2 separate regions of the Homo sapiens genome follow, and region 2 is linked to region 1. A link is a contact called in ENCODE Hi-C data. All regions are on one chromosome and are shown on one strand. Each heading gives the region's core, a stretch centred on a gene start or an enhancer-like site at or near the end of the contact. The rest is flanking DNA. Distances are from core to core; before and after follow the strand shown.

Region 1 (3,420 bases), core at 91-2,590:
TTTAAAAATTAAGAATAGTGCATCAAAATGATGAAAAATTTTAGGATTTTTTGATATGTAACTTAACCCACAGAAAACCAGATTATTCATCTTGCTACTTGTTTATAGCCCTTTTTAAAAAATGAATATTTCAGACACCTTAAATTGATAAATGTTTCTCTGAAAATAAATCGCTCTTTGATAAAGAGAGTGGAACATAAATGTTTGAGATGTAGCTGAAGCTCTATCACCATTTATGGATCACGATTATAGTTCAAAACGCAAAAGCTGGTATCTTTTGAGGTCGAGCATTTTATACTGAAAGCATATATTTATAATGGAAGTTAACCTTAACATGAAGAGGAAATGATGTTATAGGATTTTCTATTTTGGAACTAATAAGCTATATCATTTCTTATTTGATGGTCTTAAGAAGCAGTTAACATGACTTGAAAGCAACATTTTTCAAGTACTGTAAACATGCTACCATGGAAAACCAGAGAGGAAAAATTTTCCTGTCTGTGAGATTCCTAAACAACTTAATTTGAGTTGTTTACTCTCAAATACTGAATGTTCTTCCCACTGTTCCGCTGTAGTCCGACACAGTGTATTTAATGATTTTTTGTGAAATTTACAACCTAGTGACTTATCATCTTACTTTGAATTGTCTTGAAGATACTTAATGCTGATACTTAACACACACACACAAAAAAACCCCAAACTCTTAGAGTCCTCACTCTGTTTTGAACTAATTAACTTTACAGGAACAAACCTGGAGATACTTATTTTTTCCACTACTACTTTTGGATTTATTATTTCTTTTTATTATAGTAGTCCGAGGTTAGAAAGCTAAAAATTAAAATGGTTGATAATTGTGAAATATATTGTTATTCATGGCAAAATATCACGATTATGCATATGTGTAAGAATTAAGATGTCTTAGGAACTAGCACGGAGTGAGCTGGATGAAATGCGGCACCTGCCACAGAATCTTTCCCCTGTGCTTTTCGGTAATGCCAGGCAAGTCCTCCGGGTTGTAGAAGTCATGGCCAGGTCATGGATTTCCGCACACAGCGATGGCTTCTGTGGGACAAAAAGCAGTGAATATCACGCTACTTACCTTGCTTTATACCACAACCGTTGCAGGCAAGGGTGTCTCCGATGGCGTCTTGGTTTTGCTTACCTGTGTTCCAAAAGAAATCTTTTCCCTGACCAGTTAACTTCTTGGTTGTTCCTTAAGACACAGGGATTTTGGGAAAGACTGTGGCATGCTTTCCTCAGTGGTTCTTCTCAGTTTAATGCCTTAAAGATGGACAAATGTTCACTGGCTGCCCGATAGGCACTGAAATTCGGAGCAATCCAACTTGTTCCAAAAGCGTTTCCCACGGCATATGCACAGTTTCACGGATGGCCACTAGATGGCGTGTGACAACCATTTGTGTCAGCCACACGCAAAGGCTTCCCATTCATTCTCCATAAAGGTATCAAAGGCGTCCTCCAGCAATTCCTCCAAGACAACTTCACTATTACGTTGTTTTCATTTCGATCCTTAAATGGTACCGGTTTACGTTTTGGAAGTAGGGGGACATTTTCAGTGGACGAGCCTAAATCAGAATGTGTGCTGTTGTATTTACGCATCACCGTTAATAAACATTAGCACTTAAAGCTGAATTAAGGCACATCGTTAAATGTCAGTGTGTATCTACCCACTTATCTACGAATGTTTCAACAAACATCTATTAAGTGTCTACTACTATGTGCGAAATGTGACTCGTTCTTCTAAAATACTGAAAGGACGTTTTATTACCAGAAAGTAATACAAGTATCAGAAAATAAAGACATTTTACGTTGCACAGTTGGGTCATTGATATAATGTTAAAATTAAATACATTAGCTCTTTCTTAGCTGAGGTTTTGTTTTCTGTGGTTTCATTTACCTGTGGTCAGTTGTGGCCCCAAAAAATTAAATGGAAAATTTCAGAAATAATTCATAAGTTTTAAATTGCATGCCATTCTCAGTTGCATGCTGAAATCTCTCATCCTCTGTCCCACCTGGGAGGGGAATCTTCTCTTTGTCCAGCATATCCACACTGTCTAAGCTACCTTCCTGTCAGTCACACGGTAGCCATCTCAGTTATCACATAGACTGTCACCGTTTCCCAGTGCTTGTGTTCAAGTAACCCTCATTTTGTTATATAATGGCCTCAAAGCATGAGAGTAATGATGCTGGCAATTTGCATATGCCAAAAAAGAAGCCATAAAATGCATCCTTGAAGTGAAAAGGTGAAAGTTATCAGCTTAATAAGGAAAGAAAAAAATTGTATGCTGACATCTTTAAGATCTACAGTAAGAAGGAAACTTCTACCCACGAATTGTGATCAATTAGTTGTAAACACCACTGCACTTGGACCAGCTTACCCATGAATGGTAAGGAAAAAAAGAAATTCATGCATAGTATATGTAGGGTTTGGTACTATTGCAGTTTCAGGCATCCACTGGGGTCTTGGAAGAATGTATCCCCCATAGATAAGGGGGGAAGTTGTATGCTCCTGGAATTTCAGAAGCTTCTCCTTTTTTTTTTTTTTGAGACAGAGTTTCGCTCTTTTTGCCCAGGCTGGAGTGCAATGGCACGATCTTGGCTCACTGCAACCTCCGCCTCCCAGGTTCAAGAGATTCTCCTGCCTCAGCCCCCTGAGTAGCTGTGATTACAGGCATGTGCCACAAAGCCCGGCTATTTTTGTGTTTTTAATAGAGACGGGGTTTCTCCATGTTGGTCAGGCTGGTCTTGAACTCCTAACCTCAGGTGATCCGCCCACCTTGGCCTCCCAAAGTGCTGGGATTACAGGCGTGAGCCACTGCACCCGGCCCAGAAGCTTCTTTTCTTGATATAGAATAAATCTGAATGTCAGGGGGAAAAATCACATGAAACACCTTGCAAATTATCTTTCCCCTTATAGCAAAATATGATTCTCCTTGCCTTAAAGAATGTAAATTCCTATAAAGAAAATAAATTAATAAAACATACAAGTCCTATAGTGGAATCACTTTTTCTTTCATGTCCATTGTCACCGAGTATAGAAATGAGGTATTTTATTACATAATTTTTACAAATCCGTATTAAGACAAACCTTAATAGGAATGACTTTATCACAAAGTGTTCAGAAAGACATGAGAAAACATCCCCAAAAGTTAGTTCCATATCTGTGGAGAAAATGAAGCAATCTCTAAGATCATTTCCACTTTTAAAAGTCAGCGGTTTTAAAAAAACTAGTGGCATTTGAGTTATTTCACCCTTCTCAAAATAGGTGTGATATTTCTTCTAAGCCAATCTCTAACTGAAAGAAAAGAATGGTCTCATTTTTAGAATTACTGGCTGTTTGTTTGAACTGAAGAATTAGTTGCATTTCAAAATAAGGACATGCCTAATGAAATGATTAAAACA
Region 2 (3,415 bases), core at 278-2,777, 130 kb after region 1:
TTGACTGAATTTCTTAATGGAAAAAAAGGAAGAAAAAAATTCCTAATTGTCTCCTGCTAACTGACAAAGCAGTAGCATATGCTGAATGATCAATTTCTTTGCAGTATTGTTGCTGAGGTAGAATTGCCTCTGTCTTTAAAACAGAATACGCATCAGCGAAATCATAAACAGGTCACTCATAGCAAGTCAAAGAGGATTGACTCTAGGGGAGTCTTTTTAAATGACCTTATTTCAAATACTCAGCTTTTATTGACATCTTAGTGTTCTCTCAGCAGACAGAGTAGCTCCTTGAATTGAAAGCCTGCAACTGTTTTTGTGACGGAACTATTGATTTTTTCCTTCTGATATAACTTCACATGTCAGACTGAGTTTCACACCCCATATCCATCAATACCAAATAATTTTTAGAGACCCCCTATAGGAGTCATCTGTAGGCCACATATGTATATAAATATATGTCACAGGTTTTTTTATTCCTAAGACTACACAATAACAAGGAGCATGTCATAATAAAGTTAATGTATTTATTTGATACAAAGTTTGCCTCTTTTATACCAGGTGACGTTCCTTCCATGCTGAAAATACCAGGAACTGCCAATCCCATGGGAAGAATGGACATGGGGACGTGAATTTCTCATTTGATTTTTTTTAATTGCATGTTCAGAGAATTTATTATTCCATTTTTTAATTAAAGAAGAGCCTTGCTATCAAAATGCTCTCCCACACATCCTTTTGCGTTAGGTAGCACGAACACAGTTTGAGATGGAAACAGGCTGCCCAATGTACTTATTAAGGAACTTTCCTGGCGAACCACTGAAAAATATCCTCAAGTGTGACCATCACATCTGCATCAAGTTATGAAAAAAGTAAGGCTTGTTAACCTGCTGTTTGGAAACCAGAACACTTTTATCAGTTCATATAATTGCTAACCCCTTATTCACTGCTCAACGCTGGAGAGTTCTTTACCTCCTAAGATCCCACTAATTGCTGACAGATTTGATTTCTCCCTGACAGCAGGAGTCCTGTTTCTGGCCTTTACATCAAGTAATTGCTTTATTTTTCTCCCTCTGCTCTAAAAAACGGAATTCCCTTCTCCCCTGCTTGAACCCCTTTAATGGCTTCTTTCTCTGTTATTAAATCCTTGCCATTTAAATCACATTTAGCGATGTTTTGAATAACTGATTCCAATTACTAAGGCTCTTACCAAGAAGCAGCTGAAAACGCAAGTCATTACTTGCCCACAGACAAGCGGCTACATCTTGCAGCCAAGTCTCTGGTGAACTGTATTGTATTTCTCCTCAGTACGGGGCAATTTATACTCACAGAAGGCTGATGTCCAGCAAATATACAGCCGCCGGAGCTGTCTGACACTATCATTTGTGCATAATGGATATTAGATTTTATAGTTATTTTATAAATAGCCTCGTTCCTTAAAGAAACCATTCCCTTCTTCCCGTAGCGGCCGAGAGAGGCCACGTGGAACAACAGCAGAGATGAGTAGTGACCGCCCCATGACCCACCGTTAGGGTGCTCTTCAAAGTCTAATAAAAGCCACGGCTGGGCCCAAACAAACAGAGCGATGGAGCTGCCGCCTCTGCCAGGGACAGCACTCCGCATTGTCAGAATTTGCTTTGACAGTCCAGTTTGTTTTCCCTTGACGTTGTGGAGTTTGGAAAAAAAAAAAAAAATCCCTGCCATCTTGTCTTCCCTCTCTTCCCATGATGTTGAATGTTGCAGTCCTTTTTTTATTTTTTATTTACTTGGCAAAGGGATGTATCTGATAAATTTCATGACGCAACCATATTTCTCCTATCATTTCAGGATTTAAGGCATTGCGTGGATCCTATTTCTCAATCCTATTGGCTGTAAGATGACCAAAAACTGTACATTTTGGTAAATTTCATCTGACACAGTGGTTTGGCCTCACTAAAATGATGCATTTTCTGCCCCATTTGCATTGATGAAATATGATTTTCTTGGGCATATTTAATGCAGAAGAGCCTCTGTTACCCAGGGTATGTTAGTAGGTATGGCATAATTTATACCTCTTCAGAATTTTTATTTTAAACATTGAATAACCAATTAATTGTATAAACACATGTATAATGTGTTGGGTTTCAGTGGTACATCAGGTAATCATGACACAGCCTGGCTATCATGGTTACCAGGCAGATCTAACTTAATGAACTGGCAAATGTGAAGGCAGAGCTCACCCTCCTAATTTGATTAACCAACCGTATGTCTCAGCTATGACTGGGGCTAAGGAAGGTTATCACTAATTTCCAACTTGAGGTTATCAGCAAAATTGAAATGTTTCTCAATTCTATGTATGACACACAAATGTGAAAAGAGTTTTGTGTGTGGGGCCGTATTCAGGAAGTTTAATGCATGACACCACTATCAAAATAAATTGTTCATGTGACAATTATCTCATATATTGTGCTACATTGTTCTCTACTTTTGTGGGGGTTCAACTGGGGTATAAGTAAATTCTGTACAAAATAGAGTGATGACTTTTCTTCCTAAATCCATGGAGATTTTGGTTTTCATCTTTTCATTAAAGTAGGCAGTTTAAGAAAGACTTTTGAAACTTATTATTCTATTATTTGATCATCTTCAAAACAGTGACAAAAACCACAAATGTCTAGAAGGATGTACATGAGGTGTCAGAATGACTCACGCTGCTTGCCATGTGCCCATGGAGATTCAGGAGAGGCACAGGCACAAAGAAAGAGAGAGAAGCAGCAAATTCACCTGGGATTTTGCATTTTCCATTTCTAAACATTGCCTCTTCAATTATTTATGTTTGATATTTGTGAAAAGTGCTACCTTGGATGGCCCAGAAACCTGAGTCTTATGTTTGTCTGTGGAGAAGGATGCCAGAGCAGTGGCACTGCCCATTCTGGAGTCTGGATTATTAATGTGTTTCTAACCTAAAGGCCAGTACCTCATTCCTTCACTACCAGGGTGGTGCTTTTTCATCCACAGAGACAAGAAACTTGTTATGATTCTGAGACTGAGTACATATAGCAGAGATGGCCCAGCCTTTCTCAGCATCTATTATAAATAGGTAGCCCTCCATTTCTACCCAACACCGTGCCTATCTTACCCCTCCTAGGCTCTTTGTTGAGAAGTCCATTTGCCAAGGGACTAACAAAACCTCAGAGCTTCTCTTAGGAAGGGTCCCAAAGGAGCACCCCAGGGCAAACAGTGTACTGGAAGGGTCGCCAAGACCAAGCAGCTTTCGGGCTTTAAATGCAAACTCATTTTATCAGACAGCTAGGGGGCAGGGGAGAGTCTTATTAGAGCTGTTTCAGTAGCGAGGAAAACAAGATAAATCAGCCAGGCCTTTACAGTGACAAAACTGTAATGTAGATGAATGGTCACTACAGTGCTTCAGGGCTCAGAATTTGGA

Evidence for each region. Hi-C counts contacts between places; a loop is a spot of excess contacts on that map. Pooled maps may share reads with other maps.
Region 2: a map of Caco-2 shows a loop between it and region 1 (15-fold over the local background). The contact joins the enhancer-like site here to the promoter of LINC02944 in region 1. A Hi-C loop is called at or near these places in 3 of 168 maps with a recorded cell type or tissue (Caco-2, HepG2 and esophagus muscularis mucosa) and 5 of 50 pooled maps.

What each region holds. Positions count from the first base shown.
Region 1 is chr10:118,239,425-118,242,844 of GRCh38, reverse strand. It overlaps LINC02944 (long intergenic non-protein coding RNA 2944), which reads right to left and starts at 1,340. Exons shown (of 5, transcript XR_946349.3): 1 at 1,163-1,340; 2 at 959-1,062.
Region 2 is chr10:118,106,508-118,109,922 of GRCh38, reverse strand. All of the region lies in intron 3 of CASC2 (cancer susceptibility 2), which reads right to left. Among named protein-coding and RNA genes, the nearest start is that of RAB11FIP2, 61 kb to the right of the region's middle. Within about 2 kb of position 1,527, at least 2 of the 41 ENCODE cell types and tissues checked have a DNase peak (open chromatin) inside an H3K27ac peak, as active enhancers do.